2 separate regions of the Homo sapiens genome follow, and region 1 is linked to region 2. Evidence: chromatin loops called from intact Hi-C (ENCODE). Cell type or tissue: A673. All regions are shown on one strand. Each heading gives the region's core, and the rest is flanking DNA. Links, peaks and the distances in the headings are about the cores only.

What was found. Peaks named below come from ENCODE experiments on the same cell type or tissue, not always from the same donor. Only the 100,000 strongest peaks of a DNase experiment are listed, where the experiment ranks them.
Region 1: it touches region 2 in a loop (4-fold over the local background); 2 of 110 quality-filtered maps call a loop at or near these places.

Annotation. Positions count from the first base shown.
Region 1 is chr6:168,246,292-168,249,206 of GRCh38, forward strand. All of the region lies in intron 1 of LOC101929420 (a long non-coding RNA gene), which reads left to right. Among named protein-coding and RNA genes, the nearest start is that of DACT2, 72 kb to the right of the region's middle. RefSeq lists an enhancer at 1,606-2,106. In A673, for the core only: no CTCF peak of the experiment used is centred there; a DNase peak (open chromatin) is centred at 1,400; H3K27ac peaks cover 925 bases.
Region 2 is chr6:168,301,559-168,304,473 of GRCh38, forward strand. It overlaps a transcript of DACT2 not described here. Among named protein-coding and RNA genes, the nearest start is that of DACT2, 17 kb to the right of the region's middle. RefSeq lists an enhancer at 1-94 and a silencer at 991-1,245. In A673, for the core only: no CTCF peak of the experiment used is centred there; DNase peaks (open chromatin) are centred at 583 and 1,193; H3K4me3 peaks cover 931 bases; H3K27ac peaks cover 2,127 bases.

The DNA.
Region 1 (2,915 bases), core at 308-2,807, 55 kb before region 2:
TCAATCATCAGAAGCAACCCCCAAAGTGGCCATTATCGAATGATTTTAAAAAGATACACAGTTGGGAGTGAACTGAATATTTATTACTCCTTTCATGAACTGAATCTAATCTGCTACAAACCATTCTTCTATTTAAAGCATACTGTATATTTGAGAGGTAGGAAAAACAGTTTATCAAAGATGTAATCCAATATTCACTTACGCAGCTGAATACAACTTGTAGCCTTGAATGACCACTGAGTGATTTTCCTACAACCAACGCAGTGTAGGAGGGTTGGGGCAAGAAGGTGGATTTCTTTTGAATCTGAGAAGCTGTGTGGATTGAGGGCATCACACCTCAGCTCTCAGATGCCCAGAATCACAGGAACACACCATCTGATTCCTCCTTATTCGTGTGGCAGCTACGACAGCTTCAGATGTGCACAGCACAAGCACCGCCCCTAACATTTCCACTGTTATCTGTAAACCATAAAAGCAGAAATGCAACCTGCACATCATGGGCTTACACTCCCAGGCTCCCCAAGCCTGCATCTCAAATACAGCCTCGAATCCAACTTTCAGCCAGAAACATGGAGGTGGAGGAGGGTGAGCCCCATTTCATAGAGGAGAAAATGTAGGCTCAAAGGGTGACACAGAACTGAATCCACTGCTGGATGTCTCCAAAGTCTGTGTTAATTTTTAATAGACCATGTTGCTTCCCAATTAAATCAGAATTACTTCTAGGGAGTTGGTAATTCTCATGTCTGAGCATCAGAGTTGTTCATGTTGCATTGTTACAGTGACACACCTAGGAGATGCACAGGGAAAGCAGTGCATACACATTGGGTGTGTGTAAATTTGTACTCCACTCTATCTGCAAAAAAGGCTCCTGTAAAATATGCACACAATTGTATCCTGAGCCCTGGGCAGTGTGTGAGGTGTAATTGATGCTGTAAAATATTTTTGATAAGGTATTCAGAGTAAGACATTCCATACAGAAAGTCCTGTTACTTTATATTAAGATTCTATAATTCACGGACTGGAGAGATGTTGCTTAAGAGCTGAACATTCTATGGAATTTAAGAGTCTTTGGGAAAGTTATTAATTTGTGAAATGCAGTGCTGTTCTGAAAAGCACAGCTCCAGTTATATACACCAAATTGTGCCTATTCGCTATTTTTTCACTGATGAATGAGGTGAGAATGATCGAAACAAGAATAACTTATTAGAGTTGTCGCTATTACAACTTAGTTTTGAAGTAAAGTGCTGATGCTAGAAAACCTGAGCTCTGTTTCTCACCCATCGCTGGCTCATAAAGACTATCTTAGTGTTATTTGCTCAATGGGGGATTTCCTGCACTGTTTACATAACACTGCGCTTTTATGACGAGCTCTGTAATTATTTTTAGCCACCTTAATGGCTCTCAGAGGAGAGCAAAATCCTGGTGTTCATGGGACAGATGGAGGGTGAGCGCCAGGGAGGTCAGCGGCTCTCGCGCTGCCATTTCTCTGCAAGCTCAGGAAATTAGTTCCAGGGCTGGACTGCATCCAGGGATCGACATCAGCTCTCTGGGCACCGCCCTCACGCCACTGTTGCCTTGCAAAGGGAGGTTGTGAGGCTTTGATAATGCCAGAGAGATGGCTGCTCTGTCAGGGCAATAAAGGCCTGAGGCATAATTGTGGAAAGGGAGCTTTTCAACCCTCGCTGCTGGCTTCGGCTTCCGCAGAGCCACCTGATGCCAAGGAAGAGGGAATTCAGGATTCCCCCCACCCCACCATGTCACGTCACTGTGGACAGCCCTCATCCTGGAGAAAACTGGCTGCCAAGCAACCCCTGCTCCTTGCAGATGTGGGCATGCACCTAGCATTTCCATTGCTATGTAAATCCATATCACAAAGTCCACAGAGTATCCTTGGTGTCAAATATGTCAAGTTTGGAAAATGCCGTTGGGTAATGAAATCAATAAGGTAACAAATAGAAATAAAAATGTATATTGCAGCGCTTAGATCAGACATTTCTAGATAACAATGTTTAAACTGGAAACCTCAAATTGTTGTTAAGTTAGAATAAGCAAACCTCACATAGTTTGTGGTTTTAGGCTAGAAATAATTGCCGCATTAGACCAACAAACAAAGAAAAACATACTTAGAAGTCCCACCAGCCTAGAGCTAAGTAGGTCCTTGAGGTGGGCTTTGACCCGCTGGCTGTGTTTCCTGGGGTGCCTGTGCGTCCTGGGCGGTGGTGAAACCGGCTGCCTTGGTGCCTGGGTGGAGGGTGACTGTGTTCTTACTGACACCATCTGGAGGTCTGATGCCGAAGAGCCCTATGCCTCCCCCAGCCCCCAAAGGCCGTTGATTGGAACTGGCCTCTTTGATGACTGGCGGCTTTTCCTGGGGCTTTGTGGTGGCTTTTAGAAGGATGGTTACTGACTGGTTGGAGGATTATTTTTCTCCTTGCACTAAATTTTTATGAGAAAAAGAATATACAGCAATCTTTGCTGTTCTGCAGCCCCCGCTGGTGATACCTAGGCAAACAGGATCTGGAGTGGACTGCCAGCAAACTCCAACAGACCTGCAGCAGAGGGGCCTGACTGTTAGAAGGAAAACTAACAAACAGAAAGGAAGAGCATCAACAAAAAGGACGTCCACTCAGAAACTCATCCAAAGGCCACCAACATCAAAGACCAAAGGTAGATAAATCCACGGAGATGGGGAGAAACCAGTGCAAAAAGGCTGAAAACTTCAAAAACCAGAATACTTCTTCTCCTCCAAAGGATCACACCTCCTCACCAGCAAGGGAACAAAACTGGACGGAGAATGAGTGTGATGAATTGACAGAAGTAGGCTTCAGGAGGTGGGTAATAGCAAACTCCTCCAAGCTAAAGGGGCATGTTCTAAGGCAATGCAAGGAAGCTAAGAACCTTGAAAAAAGGTGAGA
Region 2 (2,915 bases), core at 147-2,646:
CAGTCCTGACAGCTTCCTAATTTTTGTCCCTGCTTCCACTCGGGACCAACCAGAGAAGGCGAGATACGCCCCCAGGATGCCCGCCTCTCATTAGAGCTGTGGTGTCCCCAGAGCCTGGCCTCCAACAGGGCACAGCTGGGGCTCTGTGTGTTCACGGGAAGCTTCCCTGTTGTGAGCATCTCTGCCTGCCCAGCCCACTCACTGCGGCAAGCCCTGAATAAACAACCTTTGTTTGTCCACACCCGGCGGCCTTTGTTTATTCCACACTTCAAAGCCGGCAGTGGCTGTTCCCCTTGTCCCAGGTGGAACTGGGAGCTATGGGATGACCCACAAGTCCACACCTGGTGACTGTCCAGCTTCATTCCCGGCTCCGGGCCCGCTCTTCTCCCTGGATTGCTCCTGCACTATCTCTCTCTCTTCTTCCTTCCACTCGCCTGTCTTCCTCTCCCCACTCCCTCCGCCTGCCTCTTCCCCGACCCCCATCCAGCTCCTCACTGCCCAGCTTCACCGCCGCTTACCTCTAAGCTTTTACAGAGGTTCACTGCTTTCCGTCTCCTCAGGAAGGCCCAGTGTCAGGTAGGACTCTGCTGTCCTTGGGTTATTGATTAGCCAGCTTGTCTATCCTTTCCTGGGTCTGGTCTCCCAGCGGTTGGCAGCAGGGGCTGAGTCAGCAGCTGTGGTATTACAGCCATGCTCTACTTCCACGAGCAGAGAGCTAAAACTCTGCTCCAGCTGGGCCCCCAAATGCAATGCTGTCCCCAAATGTGTAAGGAATGTTGAACCATGGTCCTCTTCTCTTAGCCATATTTTTGGGACCATTTACCCACCACTGCTCTTGCTATATACATAACCTGTTTTCAGAGAGGGCTGTTTTCATAATTCTTTATCATTTCCAGGGCACCTTTTGATGTGATTGCATTTTCTACTCCAGGCCATAAAAGTTGCAGCAGCATTTAACTCAATTGAGGTAAAAATAATTTGGATAGTTGAACCAGCAAACATTTCAACTATGCAATAGCTTGATTTTATTTAGTGGGATTCAGGAGCCCAAGGCTATGTGAGGGAAGGGTTTGCAGCAGGAGGGAGGGATGAGTCTGCCTTAAGGAGCCCCAGTGCTCAGGAGAGGAGGGGAGGAGCCCCTTCCTGTCTGCACCGCCCAACCTTGACTGCACAGGCAGCCACCCAGTGAGCTCAGCACATTTGGTAACTGAGTGAATGAAAGAACACACCCTGTGTATGGCTTTCACCAGACAAGCCCCCTTTGAAAAGGGCTGTGTCTGCTGGATAGTGGCGGGGCCCATGTGACGTGATTGAGGGCCGCGGTGTGTGAACATGCCCAGTTTACAGCATCATTTCAAAGCCTAGCAGGGCCAACTATGCAAGTGATTGAAAAAGACAGTCAACAAATTCTTGTGGACTTTAATCTTTAAAAATAAATATACTTTTTATCAACCATTTAAAAACTAGGCACCATCACATTAAAGCCACATGAAATCTGTATTATATAATAATTTTGCCCTTTTTTCACTGATCTTTCATTTATTCGCAGAGATTAAATACATACTTGACCCGTAAGGTGGGACGGCATTAAATCCATTCCAGATGCGCTCCCGTTTTCCATCAGGCTTTATGTATTTAACGTTTAGGATCCAGTAACTGTACAGAACCTCGGATTCTGTCATAAGAGGGCTCTGCTATGGTTTGCGTGTGGTTTGTCTCCACCAAAACCTCTGCCAAAATTTGAAATTTGATCCCCAATGTGGTGGTGTTGGGAGGTGGGTCCTGGAGGTTTCTGGGTCATGGGGGCAGAACCCTCATGAATAGACCAACACAGTCCCTCAGAGCTAAGTGAGTTCTCGCTCTGGCGGAATGGCCTAGTTCCCGAGAGAGCAGGTGATTAAAAGAATGGCTTCCTCGGCTTCTGTCTCTTGCTTCTTCTCTCACCATGTGTCTCTTTACACACGCCCGGTCCCCTTCTGCTTTCTACCGTGGGTAGAAGCAGCATAAAGGCCTTATCAGATGCCACTGCCTGTCTAACTTTCCAGCCATGCATATCATGAGCCAAATAAGCCTTTTTTCTTTTTCAATTACCCAGTTCTGTTACAGCAACACAAAATGGACCAAGACAGGCTTTAATTATTCTACAAGCTGGAGCAAGAGGATGTAGAGAGAAAACTTTGCTGGGGTGCCCGCTTATATTCCTGAATTTGATCAGTAATGATACGCTCTGTTTTCTTCAATGATAACGTATGATTTGCTAAAGTAGGTTGGGACATTTTCCCTAATATTATAATTAAATCTTTCACAAATTCTTATAATTTAGAATTCCTGACATATTTTTTACTTTAGCTTAACTTTAATTCTTTATCCTTTCATTTTAGGATAGAAGAGGATAGGATATTTTAGGATAGAAAGGATAAAGAGCAACTTTATCCTGTTATTTTTATTTTTGTTAAAATATTTTTATTGTAAGCATGCTAGAAGTTAGTTCTAAAGACCCCGGAAGTCAAATTCTACATTGTCTACTTTTTAATCACTTGAGAGAGAGGGAAACAGCTCCTCTGTCTTCCAACGCACTTGAAGTCTGCCCCCGTCATCTAATCAATCACACCCCCTCAAATGACAGGCCACGCTCTGCCTTAGTGGGCTTCCTGGTTCATTTCTGCTTCTGTGTGAGTGGTTACAATTATGTCTGTTTAGAGGAAAAATATGCACAGAACATAAGACATTCAGGAGACGAATGTTCACCACAGGGCATCTCCATCCATCCTCTTTCTGCGCGCCTGCCTGGGCCACCTGGCCTTCTTGCAATATCCCTGTTCTCTGAATTCACAGTGCTTAAGACTCTGCCACGCCCATCAGCACCCTGTCGTCAGCCCTCTCAAAAACGGGCTTCTTATGACTGGCGTTCTAAT